2 separate regions of the Mus musculus genome follow, and region 2 is linked to region 1. A link is a loop called in an ENCODE intact Hi-C map of the cell type or tissue named here. Cell type or tissue: heart. All regions are shown on one strand. Links, peaks and the distances in the headings refer to the core of each region. The heading gives the core; the rest is flanking DNA.

What was found. A loop is a pair of places that touch in the nucleus more often than their neighbours do. Peaks named below come from ENCODE experiments on the same cell type or tissue, not always from the same donor. Only the 100,000 strongest peaks of a DNase experiment are listed, where the experiment ranks them.
Region 2: it touches region 1 in a loop (2.3-fold over the local background); 10 of 42 quality-filtered maps call a loop at or near these places.

Annotation. Positions count from the first base shown.
Region 1 is chr12:26,410,131-26,421,477 of GRCm38, forward strand. It overlaps Rnf144a (ring finger protein 144A), which reads right to left and starts at 5,132. Exons shown (of 10, transcript NM_001081977.2): 1 at 4,971-5,132. It overlaps Mir6538 (microRNA 6538), which reads right to left and starts at 4,880; the gene lies at 4,771-4,880. In heart, for the core only: CTCF peaks have their summits at 5,202 (motif pointing left) and 5,404; DNase peaks (open chromatin) are centred at 2,851, 4,041, 4,631 and 5,191; H3K4me3 peaks cover 1,815 bases; H3K27ac peaks cover 2,222 bases; H3K27me3 peaks cover 1,812 bases.
Region 2 is chr12:26,359,367-26,370,713 of GRCm38, forward strand. All of the region lies in intron 3 of Rnf144a (ring finger protein 144A), which reads right to left. 4930549C15Rik (RIKEN cDNA 4930549C15 gene) reads left to right here. Exons shown (of 5, transcript NR_130981.1): 4 at 9,193-9,354. Among named protein-coding and RNA genes, the nearest start is that of 4930549C15Rik, 18 kb to the left of the region's middle. In heart, for the core only: no CTCF peak of the experiment used is centred there; a DNase peak (open chromatin) is centred at 8,175.

The DNA.
Region 1 (11,347 bases), core at 2,153-10,152:
GTGTGTGTGTGTGTGTGCACTCGCCCATGCACATGTGACAATGCATGCATGAATACATACGTACATACATGTAAGAACAGAATTTCTGAGCTACTCAGGAAACTGGCCAAGTAACAGAGTCACATTATGAGATGAGCCATCTGTCCAGGAGGTCAGGGGACATCCTAGTTTGATGTATCACACAGCTCCTTCCTCCAAAACACCTCCCGTTGTGCTACCATCCAAAACCAAGCACGCCTTGACCCACAGATTACATGTAAACTGGTTCTTTGATAGCTTAACACAATCTCCCAGAAGTATAGCAGTGCATGAAATGCTTACAGTCTTTGGTTAGATATCAACAGCCCAGCTGACTAGCCAGCTCCATCCATGCCAGACTCTGAGAGCTTTCCCAGTTGCCCCATGTTGGAGGTTTGAATAAGAATGCCCTTCATAGGCCCAGGAAGTTGAACAATTGGTCCCCAGTTGGTGGAGCTGTTTGGGGTGGCCCTGCTGGAGGAAATATGTCACTAGACATGGCTTTGGTTATTTAAAGCTTCATAACTTCTTCATTTCACTTTCTCTGTTTCCTGCTTGCTGCTGAGGATGGGAGCTTCCTGCCCTGCCCTGACCATCAAGTCTGCCACTTGCTGCTGTGCATCACGGACTCGTATCCCTCTGGAACCATAAACTAAAATTAACTCTCTTCTTTAAGTTGCCTCCGCCATGATGTTTTAACACAGGAACAGAAAATAAGTAATACACCCACCTCAGTTGGCAAGCTGGGTGGGCCCAAGAATAAGACCCCCCCCCAAAGCCCACGTTACCACACCCTTCCACACAAGCTTGCTGGGAAGTTCTCAACACCCACAGGAGCTGCTGCAGTCACGGAAGCCTTCTCAGGCCACTCAGGAATAACACCTCTTGCCTGTGACAACCACACCACTTCATTGCTCTCATAAACCTGTGCTGAACTCTGACCTCCACCATAGGTGAAACTGGGCAAGAGTGAATGGCAATGAAAATACCCTGGGGAACCTTCCAGAAGGTACCAGAAGTGAAAACACTGTGTGACAAGCAAGAAGCTTGCTTTGGACAGCTCTCCAGCGTGCGGATGTCAACCAGGTGAGCTCAGAGCCTGAGTTTGTTCTACGTTTCTATACAGCCCAAGGTGTCTCATGCCATTTCAAGTCCTGATTGGACACTGGCCTTCTAATCTCCCAGATTAACAACCCGCTGGCTTCTGCAAGCACAGGGCCCACTACACTGTACATTTCCAACACAGTAGACCCCACCTCAAAAATCAACCTGCTCTTGTCTTTGATCCTAGTTCTTTCCACTGGAGATCAAGGTCACACACTCTTAATTTTCTGCAGACTTCTAAGGTCAAAGTTCAGCTTCCACATGTACCCTGTGAGACTGTGGATTATGCTTGCCCACATCAGGTGGAAGTAGACCATACACCTTTCCGCTGGCTATGAGAACTGCATTTATAATCCATATGATACTCAATACCTACCTATGAGCAAAGTTTAATGGATATACTCCTGTCTGCTCTACTACCCGCATCAGGAGTCTCGTACACAATCAAACACGAACTGACACATGACTTCAGCCTGGCAGGAAACTCACTCTTCCCTGTAACACTGAATCTAGCTTATAATCTGAGAGTGGTGGCTCTCAACCTCCCTTATGCTGAAACCCTCCAACTACAAAGTCGTTTTTTGTTGCTACTTTGTAACTGTAATTTTGCTGTTATGAGTTACAATGTAAATATCTGGTATACAGGAGGTCTGATATGAAACAGTCATTCTACCCCCTAAAGGGGTCATGCAGGTTGAGAGCCACTGCTCTAGAGCAAGCCTTCCACAGTTCTGCTCAATTGATAAGAGGTCCTTTGAGCTTTCACAAGTATGTCAAGTGTTAGCTGTGAAGCTGCAGCGGCCTCCCCAAAGCTCACTTCTCCCCATGCAGCCTTGGAGAACAGCCACCCTTCAGAGTGAAAGCACACCTTTTCCTCGGGAAAGTTCACACAAATGGCCGTATCCGTAGGTCATTCTGTACTATTGATTCTTCTAGAAATCTTCTAGAAGTGCTCCTGGACCTAGGAGAACATCTGGGCCAATGCTTTACAGCCATCCCCGGGGAACTGCAGGCATCCAGGCAAGCAGATGCTTGCCAAGGTCAGACAGCTGGGTGGGATCCCGGCTGGGAACAAATGCCCCGCAGACGTGTGAACAGGGCTTCAATTAATTTCTCCAGCTAATTAAGAAGAAGTATCCATGTGTATCGGCGATTGGGAAACCCTCCCAAGAAAAGAAGGCTAGTCTCAAATAACTTATCCAGGCTAGAAAGAATGAAAGGCACCTTCCACAAAGACCCAGGAGAAGTACAGCAATCCACCTTCCAAAGACGAGTCCACTCCACACAGTCTCAATATGGGAACATCCCACGTGGGTAGGGCTACTGCTAAGTCAAATAGACATTCTCCCAGTCAGCTAAAGATCATGGGCTCTCAGGAGAGCATTCACACCCCTGACTTATTCCAAGAAGCAAAAAGGGAAAGGGTCACTGATACTCAGGACAGATCCACCATGTGGTCTGGGCACCTGATTGCTTCTCTTCAGCTACAGTGTCCTCATGGTCATACAGGAGGGCTGAGGACCCACCTATAGCCATGCCTCTCGGTGGCTCAGGACAGGCTCCAGCAGCTCTCTCTCTCTCTCTCTCCCTCTTTGCCACTATAGAAAGAGGCCTCTAGGAGATGTTTGAACAAAAGGAGGCAGCAAGGCCAAGTTAGGAACCACAGTGGAAAAAACAGCATTCTCAGTCAGGCAACGTGGCTCCTGGCTTGGGGCCCTACGGCTGCAAGCAGGACAGCGCATTAGCTCTGAACATGGGCAGCACTGGGAAAACAGTGTGTGGTATCTTTTCCAAGTCTCAAGCCACAATAAGGCCCCAGGAGAAGCCACGTAGTCTAGGAACAGTTTGGAAACAGGCACTGTAAGCTTGCAAGCGGAGTTTTAAAAGACACTTGTAAAGTACTAACATGCAACTGTCCAGAGCTTCCGCTGGCTGGTGGCCTGTGGACTCTCCTTTTCACCCGTGTTTTCTTTCAGGAATTTATCTTTCAGTAATTCCCCCTTGACGGGGGTGAGAGGCATTGACGTGAGAACTTAGAACATCTTTAGAAAAATGAAGTCCAGGGGCTGGAGATGAAGCACAGGAGAGTATTCGCCTAGCATTCATATACACAAAGCCCTGTGTTCAAACCTCAATTATACATAAACTGATTATAGCGGTCCGTCCCATTCACTCCAATACTCCATTGGCGCAAACTGCAGAAATTTAAGGTCATGTTCAGCTCCCTAGGGAGTTAGTTCCAGGCCAGCCTGGGCTAGGGAGCCTACAAAAACTCACTTGGAAAAAAACTAAAGAGGAGTGTATATATCAAAATGTTAACTCCAGAATTCAAATTGTGCTGGGTCCAGAAAATGCTGAATTAGATGCACCCATTTTCCCAGAAGGGTCAGTTGGACCCCTGGAAAGTAAAATGGGTGTGTATGGCAAAGGGTGGTGTCTGACTTAAAACCCGACCGGGGGCACCTGGCCCTTTAACACTGCTATAGCCACCCTGAAGCATGAAGTACTTACTGTTTGTAGTCCTCCTGCAAGACCACCCATGAGTCCCACTCAACAGAGGCCAAGTCCAGAGTCTCCACCTGCAATTCAAAACCCCCTCCAGATATACTTCCCTAGCAGTCTTTAAAATGTAATAAGAGCAAAACTGTGGAAGACACTGGAAAAAGTAGTCCAGACCAATGGTATGGCTGAAGAGGAGCGAAACTTTGGCTCTTTGGGAGCCAAGGAGGCAACCCCGTGGGAACGGTTCTTCACACTCTGCATTCCTTTGCTGGTGCTTTTTCCCCCACCCTGGCTACGCCCCACTGGTCATCTGATTCCACATCCCTCCTTTAGAAAGGCCCCTGTCTCTGCTCTCTCATCGGAGGGCACACTGACCACCTTTCCTTCTGTCTGCTACTGTGTTTATGTGCGTCTCTTAGCCGTCTAAACTACTACCCTGGCCGGGGTCATTGAGAAGGACCTGTCTCCCAGACACCACGCCTGGAAGGCCCTTCCTTCCTAGAACTGTCCTAAGCAAGATTGGACTGTCCTTCTAATCCTAGGACACAGGAACCCTGGGAAGGTTTCCCAGAGCCTTGTCTAGCTCTCCTTGTTACTTGGCCTTTGACCCTGTACCAAGCAGGCTGTAGGACTGTTCAAAATAAGTATACTTTAAAGTATTCTCTGAAAAAAAGAGACCAAAACAAGAACTAGAGCAAACTTTAAGTGCGACCACCAGAGACCCGCCTAGGGTGAAGAAGTCGCCTCTTCCCGCGCAACGGCGGCGGCCAGGAAGCCTTCAGTTTTAGCAGGAGGAGCGATACAATCTCTGAGCTCCACGGATGGTGTAGAAAACCGGGAGCAATGCGGAGCACGGGATACGAGAGTCCTGAGGGGACTTCCTTGGGCAAGAGGGGTACAAGGGACACGGAGACTCCTGGGCCAGAGGCTAGCAGAGGACCATGCCCACGGCCAGGCGCGGCTAAGCACTGCGGGGTACTCGCGACTGCCACTGGCCAGAACGGACCCGACCTTCCCCACGCCCTCGCTCTGCCCATGTCCAGGTCACGGCGGGAGTCCACCCAAGGCCTGCAGACGGCCGCCCACCCGGGCCACTCCAGCAAAGCACACCCCGCGCCTGCGGCTGGAGACTTCTCCGTGGCGCGCGATCCCCAAGTGCAAGCGGCCAGGAGGACGCGGCCGTCACCCAGCGGAATCCCGGAGCATAGTCCCCATCGCCGCCCCGGAGCCCGCGGGGTCCCCGCCCGGCAGCACGGGTTAGGGGGCCGAAACCAGCCCCGCACAGCCTTATCCCGCGCGGCCCGCTCGGGCGATGCCGACACAAAGGGGACGCGCGCGTCACCCACCTGGTCCCGCGCGGTCCGGGCTCCCGCTCGGCCTCTTTGCGCGTGGCTGTGATGGCCCCGCCCGGTGCCGGCTCGCGGGTGCCGCTGCCCCGTCAGCCTCCCGCGTGCAGCCCGCCCCGCAGCGCAGCGCCCTTTATGCCTCCCCGCCCTGCGCCCTGAGAACTGCGCGCGGGGTCGACGGGGCGCGAGCGCGCACTAAGCGCGGGCGCGGGAGGCAGAGCCAGTTTGCACGCCAGCGCCCCCTGCCGTTCAGAGGTGCCTTAATGTCCATGCACCAGGACCAGGCGAGCAGCCCCCAGCAATGCCAAAGGGAGGGCCCAGATCAGTTGGGGGGTGGGGGTGGCGGGACAAGGGGGCAATGAGTCCTCCTGAAGTTGGACCCCTGTTTTCAATACTAGAAGAACGAGTGCCAACAGCTAGAAAGAAACGAGTGAAAAATCCCGACCCTACCAGTCAGAAGCTGGAAATCTCACTCAGTGAAGTATCTGGGACCCTCTAGAGTAGTCTGTCTATGCAAATTACAGCAAGTCTCTGGACTTGCCAGAACCTGCCCGACAGCTATCCTGCCTGTGAGTAGTTTACCATGAATACTATGAAAGAATCATCTTTTCACCCTAACTTCTGATAATGCAAATGAATGAGAAGAGTCCTCAACCTGCTTGGACCTGAGGCTGAGGCTCTGTGCATATATATGAAGCACAAGCCAAAGCATTTCGTTTCTTTCCCTTAGAGCCTAAGATCCACCAGTGGATGGGAATTCCCATAAGTTATTATCTTGCAATCCCTCTGGTAGGTCCTGGAAGTTCATGTCAAACGTGCAAAAATGGGTGAACCTTTTGAGTATGTATTAAGGCTAGAATGAAATGTTCCCACAGGCATGTGTTCTGAACGCTTGGTCTGCATCTGGTAAAGATATTTCTGAGAGGCTCTGGGAATGTCAGGAGGTGGGAGTTAACTAGGGAAGGCCCTTGGGGGGATCCAAGACACACACACACACACACATACACACACACACCACACTTGTGTGCGTTCTCTCTCTCTCTCTCTCTCTCTCTCTCTCTCTCTCTCTCTCTCTCTCTCTCTCTCTCTCTCTCTCTCTCTCCTAAGATGTTCTGCTCAAGCACTTTGGGTCCAAACAGCTGTGGACTGCGTTCTTTGGCTGGGGGACTGGAGAGCCTCCATTTGCTAACTCAACTTCTCTAGTTTTCCCCTAGAGAATTAAAACAGGATTAAAAGCTCTGTACCATCTACCGTCTGCTGCTACATTCCCAGGTGCATATTTGTGTTTATACATGTGTATGTGAGTGCAAGCCAAAAGTCAATGCTGGGGTGTTCACCTCTTTTTCTCTACTGTATATTCTGAACCTAAACCCCTTTAATTCATGCAGACCTGTTGGCCAGCAAGTTCCAGGAGACCTTCTGCCTCTACCCCAACCCCCATTATCCAGTGCTAGGATGCTGAGCATGCACCACATCTGTATTCTTACATGGATGCTGGTTATTAAACTCAGGTCCTCAGGCCTGCATGGCAAGCACTGTAGTGACCAAGCTGTCTCCCCAGCCCCTCATCCGATACCATCACCAGTTACTGGGCTGAATGTTTCAAATCTTCAAAGACACACACTTGATAGATACCGTGCCTCACACAAATAAGCCTAGCATTCTGAGGGCTGAGCTAGGAGGATTGCAAAGTCAAGGCCAGCCTGGACTAGATAAGTGAGAGCCTATGTCCAATAGGCAAAAGCCAAAACAAAACAAGGACACACGTGGCCTCCTAGAGCTTTGGCTTGCATCAGACTCTGTATAAATGCCTTTGTTCAAGAAAGCACACAGTGTGAAGAATCCTAACAACAGCACTTTGTTGCTTCGGCCTCTCACTGAAAGATAGAAATAGTTTTGCCTGAAGGCCTGAGCTCTGAGAGAAATGTTTTCACACCTCCCCAGGCCTGGTTGGGGAGCAAAGTTATGAATGAAGGATTGAGAGTCTGCTGGGGGAGGGGGGCTGGAAGCTCACAGCAAGTGGAAGACTTGCAGCTTGACTGAGGCTTCCCGTGTTGTCCATGACACAAAGGACTGGTAACACACTGCCTATGAATCTCTGTGGGTAGGTGAAAAATCCACCCCCATCAAAATGCATAGATGACACCTCCCAGACCTTACGTGCTAACCTGTGCATCGTCACACCAGTGACCTGACGGGCTGGCTAATGCTATGTAACTATTCCTGGGGAGATGGTCTGAGTCCACTACACAGGCACTGAAATCCAGATTTGCAGCAGACCACACAGCGAGCGCACTTCCAGGTTTATCTATGAAGCCTGTCGAATCTGCCGTTGCTTTCCACCCTCCACCCGTACCCAGGATCTATTTACCTTGTTTTTATGTGGATTATGGTACTTACCATGCTCCCGGTGTTGGGTATTTACTCTGGAGCTTAGATCACCGCTCTTCAGGATGTCTTTCTGTGAGATCCCACACAGAGCCGGAGAGTAATAAGTGCTCAATAATGAATGAAGCTGACTCCTCTGAGCCTCTCAACAGCTAATGCCATTCTCTCCAGAAAGCTGCCTGGCTCTCAAAGCCATTCCACCCTGACCGGGCTCCTCAGTCCAGCTCTTGCCTGAAGAAGACTGACTATCCCCCTGCAAGGTGGTCACTTCAAGCCTGTTTGAAAGACCTTACTGTTAGGAAGGACCTTATTGTGCTGAGGATGTACGGTTCACTGTCTCACTGGGCATGTATCTTATGATCAGCCACAGTGGGAAGTGCGGGCCCAGGGAAAGTGGGCCCGAGTCCTGGTACCCATGTAAATGCTCTAGACACTGAAACGAGGCAAAGCCACTGGGAAATTTTCTCCCTGATAAAATTAAAGGAAACTTAAAATTGTGACTTACAGTTAAAGAAAAGAAGAAGAAAAATAGTGCAACTTGTTTAAACTCCCACTTGCACACTCTAAGTCTAGGATGCACATCCTTTCGGGTTTTTTTGTTTTTTTGGTTGGTTGGTTGGTTTTGTTCCCCCTGCCCCATTAGGGACAGTCTAACTCTGTAGCCAGGATGCACTGGAACTCAAAATCTAGCCCAGGCTTCTCTCAAATTCATGAGTCTCCTGCCTCAGCGTAATGTTGTAATTTTTATTTAAATCCAATTCTCTGTTTCTAGAGAAGAGTGCAAAGTCGAGTGTCTTTCCTCTTTAAGCTTCTCTTTAGGGAAACCCAGGATCCTGAGGGACTTAGTGTTTCTGGAGACATGGGATATAACCTTCCACACGTGGCCCGTCTCTGCCTATTAATCTCATTCTGGAAGTCACTCGAAAACAAGGGCACTTTCTGCAGTGTGCACTGTCTCAGGTGAGACAAGCAGCCTACCAGGGCACAACCTCAGGAAGGAAGAAGGTTACCAAAACTCTCAGGCCATCCATCTGGGTGGGGTTCCTGCCCACACCCACATCTTCTACACCAGAGACTTCCTCTTTTTCTGTTTTGAGATCTCAAGAAAGTCTACCAATGTCCAAATGTCAAAATGGAGGACATTCAATGTGGTACAAGTAAATTGTCAGTTTCTCCACTGCAGCTGTTTAGCCACACTCAGGTAGGTGTACTGATCTGTGTCTTCCCCGAGCCTGAAGAAGTTTGTGTAAAATCCAACTATGAGTAGCTCAAAGTGTGGGCATGTTGCAAAGAGGGTGATTGCAGGTGGTATTTGTTAAGATGCAATCTAGGCAGAATTCCCAGAGACCTCATCCATTATGACTATTCTCCTTGGGAAACAGGGAAATCAGGGCACAGGTACACACTTGTACAGGGTTGGTGTACTGGCTAGTTTTGTGTCAACTTGACACAGCTGGAGTTATCACAGAGAAAGGAGCTTCAGTTGAGGAAATGCCTCCATGAGATCCAACTGTAAGGCATTTCCTCAATTAGTGATCAAGGGGGAAAGGCCCCTTGTGGGTGGTGCCATCTTTGGGCTGGTAGTCTTGGGTTCTATAAGAGAGCAAGCTGAGCAAGCCAGGGGAAGCAAGCCAGTAAAGAACATCCCTCCATGGCCTCTACATCAGCTCCTGCTTCCTGACCTGCTTGAGTTCCAGTCCTGACTTCTTTGGTGATGAACAGCAGCATGGAAGTGTAAGCCAAATAAACCCTTTCCTCCCCAACTTGCTTCTTGGTCATGATGTTTGTGCAGGAATAGAAACCCCGACTAAGACAGTTGGTAACACTGTGAGTTTGGGGTGGGAGGCCCTTCTGTAAAATAATACATATCAAAGATGAGGTGGGTAAACTACCAGAGGACTGGGAGAGCCTAGAGCAGTTACTTGTTCACTGTCTCAGCAGCCAGCCCCATCCATATCTGAACCTCAGACATCCAGACACGATTATAACAAACCAGGTGTCAACTTGCCTGGGCTATGGGATGTTCATGAAGCCATGTGTCTGAAAATGCTGAGAGACTGACCCTGGAACCATAGACTAGCTGGAACTAGTAGACATGCCCATCCAAGGAGCATGGTCCAACCCACCGAAGGCAGAAAGAGAACAGAAAGTGAGCACAGGGCAGTTTGCTCTTTGCTGGCATGGGGTTCTCTCCTGTCTTCCATGTAGGAGTTCCTGGCTCTTGATCTTAAGACTCCAGAATCACTCTGCCTGTCCCCCATTATCCATACAACTTCATCCTGATTCTCAGGCCTGTGGGCTCAGACTGACTCTCACCAGTGGCTTCTTAGGTGGCAGTTCTCAACCTGCAAAGGTGTCAAAAGACTCCTTCACAAGGAAGGCGTATCAGATATCCTGCATATCAGATGTTTACATTATTATCTATTCATAACAGTAGCAAAAGTACAGTTTAAAGTAGCGATGAAATAATTTTATGGTTTGGAGTCACCACAACATGAGGAAGTGTATTTAAGGGTTACAGCATTAGGAGAAATTTGAGAAGCACTGTTCTAAGGTATCTTGCTGGCCTGTAGAAGACCATGGGAGTCTTGTTCTTTATAATCACAGGTACCAATTCCAATGTACCCACTAGATCTTGGACCTCTAAATGATACACTTACATAGATACATATGGACTTTTATTCTATAGTATATGTGTAGATAATGCACAGAATATTTATCTAGTGGTTCTGTTTCTATGGAGAACCCAGTCTCACCCTCCAAACTGTGAGACAATACATTTTGTACCTCTTAGATGCCAATTTTGCGAGTAGGATAAGACAAGCACCTGGAACACACCCGTGTGTAAGTATAACTTAGGGAATAAGTGTGATAATAAAAAATAAAAGTGTCACCCAAAGGCAGGAAAATAAATGACACTTGGTGAAAAGGTTGGGCTTGGTGTAAAGGTTGGGCCTTTTTATTTCTGGTTTCCTTCCAGAATAGAGACATGGTGTGTCTTGTTCGCTGCCATTCCCACCACTCACAGAGAAAGTTGCAAACACTCAATGCCCGGCAATGCATAAAATGGCAAAGGAAGTCAGTGGGGGCTGGGATGTAGCTCAGTTGGTAGAGTGTTTGCCTAGCATGCACAAATGCTCAATACTGTATAAACCAGATGTACTGGCATATGCCTGTAATCTCAGCACTTAGGAGGTGAAAGCAGGTGAATTAGAAGTTCAAAACATCCTTGGTTAAATAGGGGGTAGGAGGCCAACCTAGGCTTCTCGAGAGCCTTTTTAGAAAAGATGTATATGAATCCTGCCTTCCGTAACTATGTGTGTGTCTCAGAAGCAAATGCTGTAGAATCTAGTTAGAGACAAAATAGAAAAGAGAGAAATCTCTGCCCTGGGTTTTCATTGCTCATATGAAATCCTGAGGCACAAAGAGGCCTGTGCCACTTCTGAGATCTTTGCCGGTCAGTGACATCCATGTACTGCTACCCAAGGCTTTTGGCTGGTTCAGCCATCTTTTTGCTCTTGGTTTTATCACTTTTCCATGGTAATTAATAGAATTTTACCGCTGTGGTTTGACAAATTTAAATGCTTCCTCATCTCAGATGAAATAATTAAATTACATTCAATATAGGTGAACTTGACTGTGGCAGCCGTTTAAGGTTAACTCTCTGGGTTCCAACTCCTTTGCCCTTAGCGTGTACAGACCCTGTCTTGGGTGTACATGGGACCTGCACTTCTTGATAAGTCAATGAGGAAAGTCTAAGGCCCTCAACCTTGCCTGGCTCTATCGTAGTGAGCTTTTAACTGTATACAGAGCCAATGGGAGCCCAAAAAATGTCAACGAGGGCTTGGGTCACCCATTGAAAAGACAATTCCCAAATAGAAGCCTGCATGTGTTAAGTTGTAGAAATTTTAGGTTCCTTTGTTACTGTAGAATAGTCAAGTCTAAAGGAACACATACACTATGCACTAGCCTTAAGCAACATTGATTTG
Region 2 (11,347 bases), core at 1,203-9,202, 52 kb before region 1:
AATAACAAAGTCACTCTGTCCAGCCACTATTTTCCTAACTCATAGCTATCTTGGGCCTCTGACATTTGAAGGCCACCGACAAGGTTCTTGACACTGCAGAATAGCTCCCTGTCCCCAGGACTACAATGAATGACAGACTCCCTTTTCCTAGTAGTCTGCTGCTGAACCCTATGCAAAGGTGATGGGGTATGGAAGGCTGGGATGCACTTCCCAGGAGTGTCCAAACAGCTTCATAATGACAGGGACACCATTTCATCTTTCCATCCTAGTGACTATTAGACTTGCTCCCTCCAGCTCTCAATGTTTAGTGCTGATGGATTCTCCTTGCAGAGAATCCAGAATCAGACGCTTCAAGAGCACAGTGATTTGAACATGGCTTGTCTACTATGTCACTACTGTGCCCTAGCGATCCACCTCAGCAGTAGCACAGAGTAAGAACTAGTCTGTAACACTCATGTGACACCCTACAGCTCTTCTCTAAGAAACAGAAAATGCTCATTCAACAGAGCATGCATGGGTTGGGTGGCATTCGGCTCCATGTACACTGAGATGTTTATAAGACTCATGTCCTGTCATCTGCACTTTGTTGGGATGACCCTGCATGGGGAAGAGCCAATCCCAGCTTCCTAAGAACAAGCAGTCTGACTCTGGGCTCTGGGCCAACTCTGGGCACTTGGTACAGGACCTGAGCTCTAAGCTTCCTCCGAGACTCAGGCCTCCTGTAAAATTAACCATCACTTGCTAAGTTGCAGTGACCTGGTTAAGAGCTCAGAGACGCTATTAAACAAACGTGGGTGATAGTGAAAGTCAGTGAAATGGCGCTTTTGCTAGGCAGAGGGACATACTGCAGGGGCTTAGAAATGTTGTTGTCTTTAGCTGCATATGTATCAAAAGATGGCCTAGTCGGCCATCACTGCAAAGAGAGGCCCATTGGACTTGCAAACTTTATATGCCCCAGTACAGGGGAACGCCAGGGCCAAAAAGGGGGAGTGGGTGGGTAGGGGATTGGGGGGGGTGGGTATGGGGGACCTTTGGGATAGCATTGAAAATGTAAACGAGGAAAATACCTAATTAAAAATAAATAAATAAATAAATAAATAAATAAATAAATAAATAAATAAATAAATAGCTACAGAGAACAAAAAAAAAAAAAAGAAATGTTTCCATGTTGTGATTAAGTTACTGTCATTCATGGAAGTCATCTACACATCAGCAGTGGGAGGATGTTCCTCATGGCATTCCCTGTGATGTTAGGAACCTCTGCGTGTGAGGTGCCTGTTAAAGGGATTGGTAAGGCAGAGAAAGGAAGCACGTACCATACCGAGGAAGGGAACAGGAGCCAAGGTTTTGAGGTGAAAATTTCAAAGTCCACACCACTCTCACTGTGGGTTTACTACAGAGTGGGCACGGTCACCAAAGGAAGCTATCATCTGATTAAAAATGAGGACAGGCTATTTTTCTTCCTCCAGTATTTCTTTATAAAAAATGAATTTCAATAACTGCAAAGCCAATAGACGTTTTAAACATAAAAACAATGTAAAACTGATCACAGAAAAAAAAAGTTCATGTTTAATCCATCCAGGGCTTCAAAAATCACTAACTAAAAAGCTAGGCACGGGGCGCTTCTAGCATGCTAATTTTCAGTTGGGGGTTGGGGAGTCAGGAGGGTTGCCTGAAGCTTGAGGGCAGCCTGGGCGACTCATAGAGTCCAGGACAGGAGGAGCTTCAGCGCATGACTGTCTCACAGAAACAAACAGCAGAGAGTAAATCATCAAACAAATAGCAATGACTTAAAAGATGCTGCCGACAGAACAACATGATGTGTACAGGAAATCAAACAGCTGGAAGATGCTGTTCCCAATGAGCAAAGGAAAACTCCAAATGCCCAGGCAGTGAGGTTCTAAGTTCCTGGAACACCCCATTGAGAATGGTTCAAAATAACACAGTTCATGAACCCTGGAGCATGTCAATATCTGCCCAAACTGCACAATTGACTCACTGACCCAATAATCTTATTTCTCAGCACCCAGCCAAAGTTAGTCAGTTACCATGGCCCCGCTTGCAATGCGAGACTGGAAGCCACACAAAGAGAAGGCTCGTGACATGAAGCGGAGCTCCTCAAGGTGGGAGACTTCGGAAAGAGCAGGAAAGCTGCATGCATTCGAGTGGAAAGAGCTGCAGAGCGTATGATGTAAAAACTGCAAGGCATTCAGGGATGCACAGTATAGGCTGCATTTACAGGCTTAAGCATTAGATGAGCACCAATATGCTAACCGAAGCTGTTACCTAAGGAGGTTGGGAGGGCTGCACCAGGCCCAGAATGGTCACAGGAAAACATCAGCAAGATTCCCAACAGAGACCTTTTATTTATTCATTCCTGTATTTATGTGTGCTAAGTGTGCTAATGTGTTTATATAGGTGCACATTCTCTCTCTCTCTCTCTCTCTCTCTCTCTCTCTCTCTCTCTCTCTGTGTGTGTGTGTGTGTGTGTGTGTACTTGTAATAGGGCAGAGGTCAACCTCAAGCATCATTCCTCAGGCACTGTCCACCTTATGTTTTGAGACAGGGTCTCTTACTGGGATCTGGGGCTCGCCAAATCAGCTAGGCTAGACTGGCTGCTTATCTCCTCATCTATAGCACCAGGATTCCAGGCATTGATGTACCCCTATGCCCAGCCTTTCACATGAGCACTGGGGCTTGAACTCAGATTCTCATGCTCACCTAGTAAGCAATTTACTAATGGAATAGTCTCTTCAGCCAGAAAACTCTCTCTCTCTCTCTTTCTCTCTCTCTCTCTCTCTCTCTCTCTCTCTCTCTCTCTCTCTCTCTCTCTCTATATATATATATATATATATATATATATATATATATATATATACACACACACACACACACCTACCTACCTTTAGGAAAGTTTAACACATGATGTTCACTCACTAATAAGTGGATATTAGCCCAGAAACTTAGAATACCCAAGATACAATTTGTAAAACATATGAAACTCAAGAAGGAAGACCAAAGTGTGGATATTTCTTTCCTTCCTAGAATGGGGAACAAAATACCCATTGAAGGAGTTACAGAGACAAAGTTCAGAGCTGAGACAGAAGGAAGGATCATCCAGAGACTGCCCCACTTGGGCATCTATCCCATAAACAACCAACAAACCCAGACACAGCAATTTTTGGCTGACAGGACCCTGATATAGCTATCTCTTGTGAGGCTATGGCAGTGCCTGGCAAATACAGAAGTGGATGCTTGAAGTCATCTATTGGCTGGAACACAGGGCCCCCAATCAAGGAGCTAGAGAAAGTACCCAAGGAGCTAAAGGGGTCTGCAATCCTTTAGGAGGACCAACAATATGAAGTAACGAGTATCCCCCCAGAGCTTGCATATATAGCAGCAGAGGATGGCCTAGTTGGCCATCAATGGGAGGAGAGGCCCTTGGTCTTGCAAAGATTATATGCCCCAGTATAGGAGTATGCTAGGGCCAGGAAGCAGGAGTGGGTGGGTTGGGGAGCAGGGCAGGGGGAGGGTAGAGGGGACTTTTCGGAGAGGAAACTAGGAACAGGGATAGCATTTGAAATGTAAATGAAGAAAATATCTAATAAAAAAGAAAAAAAAGTTTAACTAGGTTTTATAAACTACAGAGATTTTAATAAAAGAAGCATTGTGGCCACTGTGACCATCGTGGTAATTCAGAATAGATGGTCCATAACTTGTTTTCTTTATTCTACTGAAGAGGGGTGACCACACATGATAACTGAATTCCAAAACTGTCCGTGTAGATCTGATCTCCCGAGTGTCTCTTCCTTATTTAAAAATCTGAAATCTACTCGATTGTCAAAAGGAACAATGCCTTCGACTCATCCCCATCAGAGAAGAAGTGACTCAAGCATTTCTCATCGCTGAGTCGAACCTCCAGGTTGTCAGCCTTTGGGAAGGAGCTTCATTATTCCATAGAAGAAGGGAGAAGCAACATAAAGTCTAGCAAGAACTTAAAAAGGAGAGTAGTTGGGCTAGGGAGACAAGTCAGTAAGCGAAGTGCCTGCTGCTCAAGCATGAGGAGGACCGGAGTCCAGATGCCCGGGGCCCATGTAAAGTCAGATGTGCTGGCAGGTCTGTAAGCCCGCACTGTGGGGAGGGTCGGGGTGGGAGAGAGACCGGTAGATCCTCGGGGCTCATTGGCTAGAGGCCAGAATTCGGTATCAGGTGGCTTCCCCAATTATTCTCCAGCTCTTTTTAAAATAACATTTTTATTTATTCTTTGATAAATTCATACATATATTTTGATCAGATTCTTTCCTCCCCACCTCCTTAAACACCACTTCCCCCGACACACACACCAAACTTCATTTTCTCCTTCTTTTTTTTAAAAAGCAAAAGCAAACACAAAACATGGGGTCCCGTTTGTGCTGGCTGACTACTGGATGTGAGGCCTGCCCTGGAGTGTGGCCAATATACCCAGTGTCACTCCACTAAAGAAAAGTGACTTTCCCCACCTAATAGCAATCAAATCCCTACTGCTTTGTGGGGAGGGGTGGGACTTCACGGCCACTTCCCCACCTCCTTGCTGGGATGTGTCTGGCTCGAGCTTATGCAGACCTTATGCACGCTGCCTCAGTCTCATGAGTTCACGTGTACCATGCGCCTTGTTGTGTCCCGAGGCACGGTGTTATCTTGGAGTCATCTACTGCCTCTGGTTCCCACAGTCTTCCTGCCTCCAGTTCAGCATAGATCCCTGAGGCCTGAGGGGAGGGGTGTGATACAGACATCCAATATCGGGCTGAGCATTCCCCAATCCCTTCTCTGCATGTTAGCAGCTGTGGGTTTCGTTGCTACTTACCATCTACTTAGAGAACCTTCTCTGATGAGGGCTGAGCATTGCACCGACCTGAAGTTCTGGTTCATACTGTGACTGAGACCCCAATCAGTACCAGATCACAGTGGTGGGTGGGATGATTTCTCGAAATCAGGTCACTAACTGAATCTGGAACTAAAGATAACATTCCCAAACCCTATCTTCAACTTTAAAATTTGAAAAATCTCATCAAGTTGCTGGGTTGACCTTGAATTCACTCTGCAACCCAAGCTGGCCTGGATGTCGCAACCCTTCTGCCTCAGCCTCCCCATGAGCTGAAATTACAGGCCTGAAGCACATGCTTAGTTTGTGAACACACTTGATAGCAGGAAAGTGAGACAGAAGGAAGATGAAGTGATGAGGATCTTGTTGACAGTCACCACATCAGCTGTCCTTTGATTCTGATCACTGCACTTAGGGCAACACCACCAGTATGTGTGGTACTCCTGCAGTCATGACTCGGCCACTCCCTCCCTCAGAATCTGAGGACCCTGCTCAGACAGCCATTTTTCCTCTAGAATTCTATACTGTTCAATACTCAAGAGGTCTAAATTGAAATCCAGACTGAGCTAGTCCTCAGTCCGTCCTAACATCCACATCTTTCATTCCACTGGTGAGTATTCTGCTACAGTGAGGCCCAGAGTTTAGCAGACTGTAACTATAATGGACCACACAGTCAATACTTGCGGCTCTGTCGACCACAGCACCCCATGGACCACTAAACCCTGATGCTCAGGCCTAAAAGCATGCAGAGATAATGTGTAACCCAAGGCCTGGCTGGGATCCAAGGGCACAGGCTAGTGGCCAGACTCAGCCCACGTACCATATGCTGATCCATGGGGTGAAGCCTAGTGACTCTCGAGCCATGATGAAAAGCCCTCTCCAGCCCAAGCCTTTCCCTTCTGTGCATGTCTTTCTGTCTCAGGAAAACCTAACTTCAGAAATACAGGATTTCTGAAATTAGGGTTTGATTCCAAATCCGTAAGCCAGGAATAAGCCTAATTCTGACCTCTCTACACATCTAGGGCCACTGGTCTCTGCGCTACGACCTGGCCACCCCGTGGATATCACAGGAAGGGATATGCTTGCTCTCCAGCCACCTTAGGAAAGGTTTAATGGGAGCATCGCGCAGAAGAGAAACTGAGGAAGGCTAATGAAACAAATCCAATCTAACTCTGGTTAAACCCCTGGTGATTCTGATGTGAATGTTAGGTCTCCATACAAGGAGCCTGATGCTGTATTAGGGAGCGTGCAGCCTTGCCACATAGAGGCCTGCTGATGTGAGTCTCAGCTCAGCAAACGGTCAGTGGCAGCAAAAGCAACCTGCAGTGACCACAGCTCAGCTACCAAGTCCCCACTAAACCCCCACATCCTCCACCCATCCATCCCCTGGAATGTTTCAGCCACATTGTCTCCTGGCCAGAAAACTTACGGTTTTAAAGTCCCACAAGGAGCCCGAAGTCACAAAATGAGTCACTATCAGAGTCTAGTCTGAAGCAGAGACAAGTTGGCTATGAATTCAACTTTTATCCACCAATACCACACAGTTCCTGGGCCTCTTGGATGCTGCTGCTGGGCTTCTGTCACATCATCATTGGGTGAGGACTTTGGCTGGACTAACCAGCTGTCCATATAACATGTGTCCTGCAAAAATGCTTTCCCATATCTGCAGGGAGGTGCTGCTGGGAGGCTGGGCCTGGGTACAACCACAAAACAGAAGCCAGTCCATAGTCTCAATAGCACTTTTGACCAGAAGGGGACACAACTATGAACCATAGCTGGCAACCACAGTCCCAAGAAACAAGTACAACAAGCAGCCACTTTCACAGATGACTGATATACATTCTGAGGACTGGAGAGGGAAGGAGGAGTGAAGTCAGCCACTTTCACAGATGACTCATCCACATTCTGAGGACTAGAGAGGGAAGGAGCAGAGAAGTCTAGGAAGTACCAAGAGGTACTTCAACCCTGAAGTTCAACCCTCGCAACCCTGATTCTAGCCCTAGGAATTGAGAATCAGCTAAAACAAGGAACAGCCCATCTGGGATTGTGTTCCTACATGGAAGGCCATGCTAAAAGTGAAAACTACATTATCAACACTACAAGCCTCGTGAACTATGAAGGGTGCATGGGGCTAAGGATAAGAAATTATGTAATTTTAATTTCATTTGCCAGCAACAAGAAAGGTTGGCTGCCCAAGTTTACCAGGTGAACCGAGTGCCTTGGCATTTACCATGTCACTCAGCCTGAGATGCACCCAGGCAGCTGAGGGAACCTGCCCACAGTCCCAAACTCAGAGTGACGAGGTGGCAGAGAAGAGGAGGTGGACTCTCATCAAGGTTGGAATCCACTTCACTCTTGGCTTTTGCTGAGGCTTCAAGAGGTGGGAGGGCTCCGGGGGCATCTTGCATAATGCTACAGGACTGATAGGAGCCGTAAGGAGGGAGCAATTCACCTCCAGGCTGTATAGAAAAAAAAAGGACTCCTTCCCCAAGCTTCTGTGCTTATAAACCAACCTGCAGTTCCTGTGCTTTGCAAACCAGCAAGGAAACAAACAAACAAACAAACAAACAAACCAGGAGAGGTGCCAGAGTGATGAGCAATGAGGCAGCACTGGAATGTGAAGGGATCAGCCCAATGTCTCATGAGCAGTGACAGGCACCTGGGGTCTTGGGGACCTGCTAAGAGCAAGACAGTTCCCTGATGGGCAGCTCTTTCTTTTGTTCCTTTTGCATTTTCTGAGACAGGCGCTCATTAGCCCAGAGTCTCCTGAGTTTCAGGATTAGATCTGGGCAACCATCACACATGGCTTATAAACAGTGCTGAGGACAGAACCCAAGGTGTTATGCACACTAGGCAAACACCCTAATAGCTGGGCCAGCACATACCCACCACAGGCTTTCCTGGACTTTCCCACCATCACAACTCTTGCCCCAATCCATCCTCTCAGTGGTACTTAGCAGCTTGCTAATGGCCTAGTGGGGAGCTACAGACTCTGGCAGACTCCCTGCAGCAAGCAGGCACAGGATGACCTAGGAATTGGACTCCTGTCTCCCTATTTGTTTCTGCCACCAACTCTATGAACTTCCAGCTGCACAAGGACTCTCTAGGTCTGACTTCGACTTTATTTTTGGCATAGAGTAAAGTCATATTACCTCCCTCCTCTCCCTTTTATGGGCCTTGGATAAACAACACAGGAATTGCCATCTCCACTAGAATGGCTGGTCACAGAGTCCCCATCCATGACATTCCTCATCACCATGACCAAGTCCCAAGTGCCAAAGACAACAGCCAGTGTCAAGAAACCAGACAGCTGGAGCAAGAGGAAATTAGGCAAGGGTTCGCAGGCTTGGAAATGGAAGAGAACATGGGGGAAATCTGTACACTACACTGCTGTCCCAGAGGAACCCATGTGACTTCCTGGTGAGTGCTAAGTCCAGTTTGTGAGTCCAGCCAATGGTAGAGTTTGCAATAAAAACAAGACAAAAGGACAGTGGGAAACCCAGATGCGATATCAAAACATCAGATAGAAGCTGAAGAGATGGCTCCTTTCAAAGGACCCAAGTTCAATTCTCAGGACCCACATGGCAGCTCACAGACATCTGTAACACCAGTTCCAGGAAATCAGATTCCTTCTTCTGGCAGAAGCCAGGCATGTGCATAAAACACAGACATACATGCTAGCAAAACACTCAAATACATACTTTAAAAAATTAAAAATGTTAGATAAAATGGCAGTTATTTTTTTCTGTCTTTACTAGAAGTTCTAGGAAGCCATACTTCATATTAAAAGAAACAAAGAAAAAAATATGGCTTCTCAAAATGTTCATACAGTAGAGTCAGGAGTGACCCTATTACTCATAATCTAGATGCTCAGAGCCTTCAATTGTTGTTATGAATTATTCTGTGGGACTGAATGGTAGAGTGCTTGCTTAGCATGCAGAAGGGTCTAAGGACCATCCTCAGTACTAAAAAATAATTTAAAGAAAGATTGATAAAATTATTATATTGTATATGAGAGTAAATCTTATATTCGGTATTTTTAATCTTTTTCTTTTGCATGTGTGCACGAGTATGCACCTATATGCACAGCAATGTGGCAGGTGACAGGTCAAAGTCAATGTTGAGTGTTTTCCTTGACTGCTTTGAATCTTTATCCTTTGGGACAGTCACTGAACCTGGGGTTCACTGATTGGTCTAGACTGGCTGGCCAATGTGTTTCATGGATTTGAGTATCTGACATTTTTTTTTAAAAGGTTTGGGTACAATTGTGTATAGAGGCACATAGATAACCTGGTATCTGTTTTTTTTTTTTTTTCTTTTCTTTCTCCCAGCCTCCTCCTCACGCATAGGACCTGGGATCTGAATTTGGATCCTCTTGTATGTGGGGCACTTTACCAGTGAGCCATCTCTCTGCCTTTCAGTGATAAAATAGCATCACTAGAGAGGCTGGAGGAAACACATTGGTGATAGATTCATTTATGTCCCAGATGATGGTAAGTTTTGTATGTGTGTTAACTCATCTGCAAACTCAGTCATATACAGTAAATGAGCACAGCTTCTTAAATGTCAGACGTACCTCACTAGAGTGACTTTTGAAAGCTGGGGGGAATAAGAGATTTTGTGCACTAAATTCTGTGTAGCATGTAATTTTGCAGCAATAAATTGGGGCTCCAAACTGAGCAAAGCAAAGGGCAGCCGGCAGAGAATTAGGGCCTAGGGCTCACCCATAGGTTGAAAACTGGCCATACAGCTGGTTCACTGCCATAGCACCCTGGGGCTGATGTATGGCTGACTTGCAGCATGGATCCCCACCACAGCCTAACATGCTCTCGGCAGGCTTCCTAAAGCCCCTGCCCTTTGTGGGCCTTGTTCCATACGGTGAGGAAAATGGTATTTGCATGCTTTTGTCTCTTATGGCTGCTGGAATCAATTATCACAGTCAGGCTAGAACATAATAGAAATTAATTGCCCCACAGTTCTGGACCCTGGAGCCAAAGGGAGGACATTGGTAAGTTGGCTCCTGAGCACCATGACAAGAAACGTGGTACATCTTCCTCCCTGTTGTGTCTCTGTCCCCACACTCCTCCCTCTTACAAGAACACAACCTCAACTGAGTTGAGGCACCAACCCTATAGTAAGCGACCTTCAACCTCATAACCTCTGCCCAAGACTGCCGGCTCCCATTCTGAGGTACTGAGTCCAGGCAAGGGCTGCAGTAGAAATCCTGAAGTTTAAGGGAACACAATTTATCTACACCAGCATTGATTCCCCAGTGGGCATCAGCAGGTTGGCAGATGCAGCCAATAAGACTTGGCTCAATCAATGGGACACCATCATTATGGTCTCCATTCCCACCTCGTCACCAGCATTCCAAGAGCCTCGCCCCTGAGGATGAGCATCTCCTAAAGTAACAATGGGATGTTGTGCTTCAAGGCAACAATCATTGAGTATGCCTGAGTCCAGCCACTGGTCTTACCATGTGACCTCATGCTGTGGCTATAGCATCATTGACCTTAGACCTCTCTGATCATAGCCATCACCCAGGCTTCATTGGCCTCCCAGGTCCACTGCAGACTTTAAGATACACAAAGGGCACTGTTAATACTGTCACCTCTCTGAGGACAATCCTCAGACATTCTGGGGGCTGCTACATCAGTCTCGGAGTGTCTACCATGCTCCACAGAAGAATCTATTTGCTTTCCTGAACATTGTGGCTAGATTATTTTGTAAAGATAAATAAATAAACAATTGTACAGGTAATTCCAGCTGCTATTTTAGAAACTCGAGAAAATGAGTGTTTTGTCAAGTACGTTGGCTTCCTGTGCTCAGGACAGACCCGCCGCCACTGGTAGAATACTAAGAGCTAAGTCTTCCATGCCAGGACGCTGTCTCACGGGCTCGGCCTCATTACTGCCACAGCCACAAGAGCTCATTCAATTCCAGGAGTCTCTTCAGTGTTCCCAGAATAAATCACTGGTTTGCCCCAGCTGGGAAGCAAGGAATAATTGGCAGAGCTGGCTACACCAGTCAGGCAGGAGCCCATGCTGTGATTCGTACTGATCCATTTGGCTGAGCTCTGTGTGTTAACTGGCCTCTCTTGCACCCAACACCACCCCAAAAGGATTGCCCCTGTTCTGACTCTTAAATAATACCACATAATACTCTCTTCTGGGATTTCTTGTGTAACTAATGAAAGACAAAAGTTTCCAGAACATGCCTCACCCAACCTTCTCAATGGTGGTCCCTAGAGGTAAAGGGACTATTGTCCAGACAGGATGAGCTAGGTCTACCTATGACCTTAGATGAAATCACCTTGGGAAGTGGTATTCTGTCTTCATCAATAATGGCATTTTTCTCCAGTCATGGCTACAATACCATTGAGAGGGTCAGCCATAGCCTAAGTGTGTGCAGTTTAAAAGGATCCCAGGGGCATTCCAGCAACAAGCATCATTTGAAAAGGCAGTCACTGTGCCCAACACTAGGGGT